Linked DNA regions of Homo sapiens: region 1 is linked to region 2. A link is a contact called in ENCODE Hi-C or POLR2A ChIA-PET data. All regions are on one chromosome and are shown on one strand. Each heading gives the region's core, a stretch centred on a gene start or an enhancer-like site at or near the end of the contact. The rest is flanking DNA. Distances are from core to core; before and after follow the strand shown.

Region 1 (4,067 bases), core at 716-3,215, 73 kb before region 2:
TAAATAGGTGTCACAGTTTAGGGGATTAATTGTGCATGTGCGTGTGTGTGTGCACGCTCTCTTGCGCACCTGCACACACACACTAGGGGAGGCTTCAGGGGAGATGAGCAGCAGGCTCAGGGATCCTACAGCAGCAGGCTCTGACCCTCTCCCTCCTCTACTGGTCTTCACTTGGTCCATGGTCCTTCCACAAACCACCACCAATTGCCCAAACCCCTCATGAAGCAGTTTCTTCCAGCATATGGCCACAAAGCTTTTTTTTTTTCCTTAATGAATGTAGCTTCCATGTACTCTTGTTATGTGGGCTCTCCTGATCTAACTACAGTCTTCAAGCCTACTAGCTTAAAAAAATTAGCTTCGTCTAAGAGGCTACCTCCAATCCAAACCATTAAGCATTTTGTTGAGAAGGAATGGGAGGTCAAGTGTCAGCCCAGAGAGAAAGAGTGCTATAATCCATTAGTAACGTCTGCTGTGGCTGCAGGCAAGGGCAAGGGCAGGGTGAATAACTGCCAACCCCACAGTCAATCCTTGCTGTAGCTTTGCTTCACAAGCTAGTGAACTAATTAGCTTCATTTATCCAGTCTATTCTGTATTGGGACTGCTGGGCCTACATGTTTGGATTTATTTTACAGCACGTAGCCTCTGATTTTCTTTCTCTTTTTCCCTGAGTGCCTTCCCACCTAGGCAATCCTTCGCCATACCCCACCCCCAGTATCTGTGACATTTTTAAGTCTCTTGGCAAGATACCACTAAGGTATGTAAGTAATTCATGTAAGGTTTAATCTTTTGCTAAAGAAAGTATAAACGAGGCCAGGGAGATGTAATTCGGGAAATGGAAATCAACTCTCCCACGAGTTTACCACTCTGGGCTGAAAGAACTCAAAGCAATCGACTCCTGGTTTTCCCCAACTCAGCATCATCTATGACTTTACACCTTTCAAAAGTGCTTGGTCATCATCTCATTGGATACTCATTGCTGACATAAAAAGGGCAAGTCACGTTTTCTAGATGAAGAAACAAAGGCTCAGGATGGACAAATGCTTCACTCTTAGTCACAGGGTCAATTTTATGTTTGGAGGAAGACTCCCAGATAGGATCCAGCACTAGGGATCATGTCTGGTTGACTGACAGAGGCCCTGCTAGGAGATGACCTGAATGAGGATCATTTTTGTTGAAAGAATGGGGAGAGGATACATTCCTCTTGGAGGACAGCATGGTGTCTGTGTCATGTGTTAGCCCTGGAGCTGACTCCATGGCCCTGTGTCCAAAACTTAGGGAGGAAAGGGCTCCAGGAAGAAACTCAGGAAAGGGCTCAGCACACTGTTTCTGAGTGCAGGTAATGAAATGTGTCCACAGTGCTGGAAGTAGGTGTTCTTCCCAGATTTGTGTGGAACTGAGGGAGCTTGTTTGCCCCCTCCACCATGTGAGTACTCAGCAGGAAGGCATCATCTATGAAGCAGAGAGTGAGCCCTCACCAGACACTGAATCTGTTAGCACTTGGATCTTGAACTTCCCAGCCTCCAGAACTGTGAGCAGTAAATTTCTGTGGTTTGTAAATTATCCAGTCTCAGGTATTTTGTTAAAGCAGCCTGAATGAACTAAGACACACAATAATAAACAGAAACATGAAAGTCAGAGATTAATTTTAAAATGTCATCCAAGCTCTTCCAAGAGGATCCTACCTGCTGCCGTTGAGGCTGTGTAATCAGACCTGCAGCATGGTCTGAGGCAGAAGGATGCAAGTTAAGGAGTAGATATAAAGCACAGCACTTCTATAGAATCCCCACTTGCTTGCGGTAATGATATCTTCTCAAAGAAAAACAAAAACAAACAAACAAACCTGGATGCCTTAGTAGTGGGCCAAAGAGAGATCCTAGAGGAACAAGCATCCACACACTATATTGTTTGGCTATCAGACTGATGAAAAGTAGGTCACAGTAATGAACACCAGCCTGCACTCAGCTCGTGGCCCTCTGTGCCCAGCTGAGGCCAGGAAGTCTGTCTTCATTGCTTCCAGGGAAGCTTGCCAGGCTCCCAACACAGGATACTCAACAAATACTTGTTAGCTGATTACCTAATTTTAAAGTTTCACGCATTTACATTTTTCAAGGCAATTTGGCAAAGGAAATCAAGTAACTATTTTTGGTTTCTCTTTAGGTTACACTTTATTCTGCACAATTTTGAGCCAATACAGTAAGAATATATAATTACATATGGGATAGTTTTAGCAACTTTGCAGAAGATGAACTTCCTGCCACTGGTATTCAGGTTCTGATGCAGAAGACACAAAAAGAAGGCGTTTGAAGTGAACGGTTCACAGTTCTAGACAGTGTACCCTCAATCCATGTTTGATTTTCTCTCCACCCATTTCCATGTCTTCTCCTTTTTCCTGTGGGGAGGCGGGGCCCAGCAGGATCTAAGACAGTTTCCCCTGACTCATGGCTGCAGCAGCTCTGAAAAATTATTTTCCTTCTGCACCTCCATGAATGGAGGAGCAAGGAGAATTACCATCAGAGTCAGACCAAGGCGTGAGCCTCTGGGGACGATGTCTAGGACAAGGAGGGGGAGAGGAGCTCTTGATTTCCTGCCTCTTGACTCTTCACCCCACAAAATAAATGACCCCCCATTGACCTGGAGGCAACTCCCCAGGAGAAGCAGGAGTGCCTGGGACCTGCACGCCGTTGGAAGGCGTTGCCTGCTGCTTGGTCCTCAGCCTGTTGGTCTTTTACCCTCTCTCCAAATTTAAAAACTCTTCACTTTCACTTTATCTTGGATTTTTTTCTTTTTATTTTATAGTGTTTACAATTCTTACGATATTGTTAGCTTCACTTACTAACATGTTTTTAACTTTCGCCTCAATGGCTCTTGGTTTTTATTTTAATCATGTATAGCTTCATTTTTAGGTTTTTAATCTTTATTGGAGTCCAGCCATTTATCTTATTTTAAATCTCATCTAGTTGTATCTTGTCTTAAAAAAAAAAAAAAACTCAATGTTCTTTCATTGGGATTTTAACTCTTCTTCCAACTTCATAGATTAAAAATTTCTTAAATTTTACTTTTTGAACTTGAGGCCTTTTATTTCTGTCATTTTAAAAAACAAACTTATTTTTAGGTTTTTTTCTTCCTTTTTTATATTGAAATATTAAACAAACTTGCTTATGTTAAAGCTTATTTTTAAATGTCTTTTCTTGTTTAAAATGTTTGGCTTTCAGCCCATCTTAACTTCTTAGTTTTCTTTGATTATAGGATTTAAATCTTCCTTATTACCTTTGAGTTCTTCTTTTTTTTTTTTTTTTTTTTTACGTTCCATGATGTCTCTTTCAAATGGTGGGCAGAAGGTACAGCCTCTGCAGTGTCGATAGTGGGGAAGCCCCAACACAGAAAGCCACTTTCCCTCCAGCTGACTCTGCAGGCTCCCCCCATTCTCCTAACACAGCGACCAACCCAGTTCAGGGGACTTGACCAAGTTCCTCTCCCCGCTGGCTGGAGAGACCCTCAGGTTATTCCCCCACCCTGCCCCCAGGCAGGAAGTCTCATTGTACAGATGGAACCTCAGGAAAAATAAGCCCATGGGCCCCCTTTCTGCCTCTCCTGTGAGGATCTATGGGGCATGGGATTGTGTCTGACTCAACTTCCCCAATCTTCTCTGCTCTGCCAGGGTTGAATAAAATGACTGGGTCAACTCTCAGAGCCCTACTGGACTGATAAGATGTTGACCCTTGGAGAGTTCCCTCCAAATCTCCTTTGAGTCCCTTTGAAGGAAAGCCCCAGGGAAGGCTGTAGTCTCTCTGAGGGGAATGCCCTCAGAGAGGGCAATCTGCCTGATTTGCAGAATCTGCCCCACGATTGCAAATCAAACACTCTGCTCTCCTGCCCTATTTCAAGAAAGAGTCTCTTCCTTAGACCCCGAGACCTTAGAGACTGGCCATTCAAACTGCCCTTCTCTCCTGTCTAAATCCACTGTCCTGGCAGTGACCCTTGGGAATTCTCCTTGGGCTCTTTTACCAGTGAGCCCTACCCTAGGGCATTACCTGGCTGGGAAATCCTATAAGCCCCCTTAATTCTAG
Region 2 (4,117 bases), core at 1,618-4,117:
AAACACGGCCTCTCTATGTTAGCCTTTCTTATCTTGTCTTTCCTTTGTTTAAGTCTAAGAAATAATACCAAACTTCTTACAGTGTCCTGCACACTCCATACTGTTTCTTGCCTTGATGCCTCTGCTCATGTCTTTTTCAAGTGGAATATCCTCCTTTAACGCATTACTTCCTATTGATCCTTTAAAGCATTTTCTGCAGGCATCAGTTCTAGGAAGCAGTTCCGATCCTGCCCCTGCCCCAGGCCAACTTGGGTGCCCCTCTGGAGTGTTCTCATAATAACCTGTGTATATCTGGATATGGCCCTTACCACACATTTTCTATGATCCTCTGTTTTTCCATCTCCCCACCTGAGCATGAGCTTCTTGAGAACAGGACCCCAGGCTTAAGTCATCGTTGTATAACCAGCACTTTGCACAACACTCAACACACAATAGGTGCTTAATAAACACTTACTGGCTGATCTCAAGAGTCTGTGAAGAACTGAGCGTTGTCTTCTAATGCACCCTTAGCATCCATCTCCTTACCTGTCCTAAAGATGGCCCTTTCACTGGGCAGGCTACATCCAGTGAAGTTCACAGCCATCACCCACACTTGATAGCATCGGTCAGGTTCCAGATCTTCAAAAATGCAGTAGCTTTCTTTCACTGTCAGTCTGTATTCTTCTACCAACTCTAGCATAAGACACAATTAAAATCGAAGACATCTTCCAAAGTTAATTAAAAGTTATAGTTACTGGAGAAAGTCATCTATGATTTTCTTTCAGTGGAAAATGCAAACTGATAACCTTACAGATACCATTATGTGAAAACCAGCTCCTTAGAATACATGTGAAAGCAACAGCATTCTGAAAAGAGATACTTAGGATGACATAGTAATACTTGTTAACACTTCTCAGAAAATAATAGCATATTAGTAAGATTCTGAGCTTCATATACCACAATTAAAGTAACTTATTTCAGTAGCGAATATTAAAATTACATAATGTATATGTTAGCTTAAATCTCAGTAACACATTCTCAAGAAAATCTTAAGAACCAGTGCCAATATTTCAGAAGAGTATGTCATAAAAAAAGGACAACTTCATGGTTTTTAAACATCTTTACAGATTAGTAAACTATTTTGGTATTCAGTATGACCTTCCAGGTTTCAAATCCTGGTTTCTTCTCATGAATTCCAGAATTCTTTCCACTAGGGATTTCCACAATTTATAGAAATACTTAAATAACTTTGATAGGTCATAAGCTACTCTAAGAAGTAACTTTGTCCAATTAAGACATTTGCCTTCAAAAATTTTAAAAAATATCTTACTTTGAATATTTTAATAGTAAACATTATCCAATACCATTCTGAACAAACCTACCAATTTGGGCCAATTTGATTATTCTCACTGAAATTTTATCTCCTTTAAAACATATGATTTTCTTTGTAAATTTTGCCTATGGTAATTTCAGTTTCCCCCCCTTATGACTCTTGAATGTCACATCTTCAAAACTTTTCCACTTAAGAACCCAGACTGTTTCTTTAAAAGAAAATCGGGAGCTCTTCAACTTAGCAGGCTTCTCAATTGCCTCTCTCCTTTCCAATGAGCTGTACTTTCTGGACAGAAAGTTCAGTTTAAAGAACCTCATAAGGACCTGTACACTGAAGAATATTTCTCCCATATCCCAGAATCTGTGTCTGCAATTTTCACTGGAATCATTCTTTTAGGCAAGGTCCTATGATATGGTTTGGTTCTGTGTCCCCACCCAGATCTCATGTTGAATTGTAATTCCCAGTGTTGGAGGAAGAGCCTGGTGGGAGGTGATTGAATCATGGGGGTGGACTTCTCCCTTGCTGTTCTCATAAATGAGTTCTCAAGAGATCTGGTTGTTTGAAAGTGTGTAGCACTTCCTGCTTTACTCTCTCTCTCTTCCCTGCCAGCCATGGGAAGATGTGCTTGCTTCCCCTTCACCTTCTGCCATGATTCTGTCTCCTAAGGCCTCCTCTGCCATGCTTCCTGTACACCTTGTGGAACTGTGAGCCAGTTAAACCTCTTCTTCATAAATTACCCAGTCTCAGGTATGTCTTTATAGCAGTGTGAGAATGAACTAATACATCCTATTACCCTGGCACTCCCTTTAACAGTGTACATAACATATGTGACTAGAGACCCTACTAAACATGACATGGTATCACAGACTAGATTATCAGATTAGCTAACTGTTATTAACACAGTTCAGGGCACAGAAACAATGAGACACAGGATAGGGAAGTGTTTGGGGTGGGGGTGAAACCCAGTAAAAAAAAAAAAAAAGCAGGCCAAGCAACAACTATTTGATAAGAAGGGTCTCAGAGAGCCATGAAATAGAGCTAGAAATAGATGGAGATGAAGTATGGTGTAACAAAACACACACAGAGACAAACAAACAAAAGAATAAACTTTGGAGCCTGAAAGATGTGTGTTTGACTCCTGCCCCCGGTCATGTACAAGTTGCAAGGCCTTGAGCAAACTATGTAACCTCACATTAGTTTTCTCACTTGCAAATAGGGATAGTAACACTTACTTGGTTGTGCTGTGACAGGCATATGGAAATAGGTCAATAAAACAGGAGTCATGACATTACAGACAGATTTAGCCAACTTTACACCATGCCTATAATTGCTTTTTTAAACTTTTTTCTAAATTAATTATCACATGACATTTCAAAAGACTTAAATATTAGTAATAGTATAATATATTACCATTCATTCCTGATTACAAATTGGGCACCTGAGTTAGGACGCCAAGCCTGCCACATGCTCATCTGTTTTCCATAGTATGTGGGTCTGTCTTCAACAAGCAACACAGAATGGCAGCACTCCCAGCTCTGATTCATCAGGAAGCACAACCTCAAACTGCCTGGCTTCCAGGGCTTATTAGAAGTCCTTCTGAGCTGAGAGATACTTACAGAGGCTCAGCTGTAAGACATACCATCCATTCACCCTACTAAGCACTTTCATTTCTATCCACACATTAATTTGGGACACAGGAAGACTACACCATACCTAGGCCCACGCCCTGGGAACTGTGAACACTGAATGAATCTTGTGGCTTGTTGGTGGCTTTTAGCAAAGACAGACCTGAGAAACTGCCACCCATGACATCCCATGCTTCATTTGCATTCAGGTCATTGTGGAGCACACTGTCCTCTCTATGGCTTCTTCCCTAAAAGTGGAACACGTGACACTTGTCTTTCAGGCTTTCGTACTGTTAAAAACTTTATTTTCCTTGAAACTCTGGTATGTTACCTCCTTTCTCTAAATGAGAACCACTTCATTGCTCCTGTTATTCTGAGAGCTCAAAGCCAAATGTGAATCTCAATTACAATATTTGTGTTGACTATTATAATATTTATGCCATTTTGTTTTCCCTGATCTTGATTCCCAAATTTTGCTTCTGTAGTTATTATTTCATTATATGGTTGTTGGGGTTTTGTTGTTGTTTTGTAAATGGCTATAAATGCTTTGTGGGAAGAGTCATAATACAGGTGTATATTTAAATACTTCACATGAAGATGCATGAATATGCATATGCATTTGTATTTGTGTTAGCAATCCTACCATTTACTTCTTGATCATCTTGTGGCTCCTCCATGCAGTAAACCTGAAATGAATCAATGACATCTTCCTTGTTCATGCTCCAGTAAACTGCAATTGTTGTGCTGGTGGCAGAATTTGGTTCCTGAGGTTCTAATCTAGGAGGCTGTGGAACTGGAATATAAACAAGTTTTATTGTAACTAATGCTGTTTTTATTAATTTTTTGGGCACAAGTTACTTATGCTTGTTGAAAAATATTCAAAGAATACAGAAATACATAGTATAAAAGTAGAAGGGCTCTCTTGTTCCCCCAAACCCCCAACCCCAATTATATTTTTTTATTTTTTATTTTATTTTAATTTTAACTTTAATTTAATTTTATTTATTTATTTTTGAGACTGAGTCTCACTCTGTCACCCAGGCTGGAGTGCAGTGGCACGATCTCGGCTCACTGCAACCTTTGCCTCCCAGATTCAAGCGATTCTTCTGCCTCAGCCTCCCAAGTTGCTGGGATTATAGGCGCCTGCCACCACACCTGGCTAATTTTTGTATTTTTAGTA

The links. A loop is a pair of places that touch in the nucleus more often than their neighbours do. ChIA-PET counts read pairs that join two places held with the same protein, here RNA polymerase II (POLR2A).
Region 1: a map of transverse colon shows a loop between it and region 2 (2.6-fold over the local background). The contact joins two enhancer-like sites. A Hi-C loop is called at or near these places in 1 of 168 maps with a recorded cell type or tissue (transverse colon). POLR2A ChIA-PET finds 5 or more read pairs at or near these places in 6 of 52 experiments (H1, HCT116, MCF 10A and 3 more).

Annotation. Positions count from the first base shown.
Region 1 is chr5:79,830,056-79,834,122 of GRCh38, reverse strand. No RefSeq gene overlaps it. Among named protein-coding and RNA genes, the nearest start is that of LINC01455, 100 kb to the left of the region's middle. Within about 2 kb of position 1,965, at least 5 of the 41 ENCODE cell types and tissues checked have a DNase peak (open chromatin) inside an H3K27ac peak, as active enhancers do.
Region 2 is chr5:79,758,366-79,762,482 of GRCh38, reverse strand. It overlaps CMYA5 (cardiomyopathy associated 5), which reads right to left. Exons shown (of 13, transcript NM_153610.5): 7 at 3,581-3,730; 8 at 526-672. Among named protein-coding and RNA genes, the nearest start is that of CMYA5, 71 kb to the right of the region's middle. Within about 2 kb of position 2,867, at least 4 of the 41 ENCODE cell types and tissues checked have a DNase peak (open chromatin) inside an H3K27ac peak, as active enhancers do.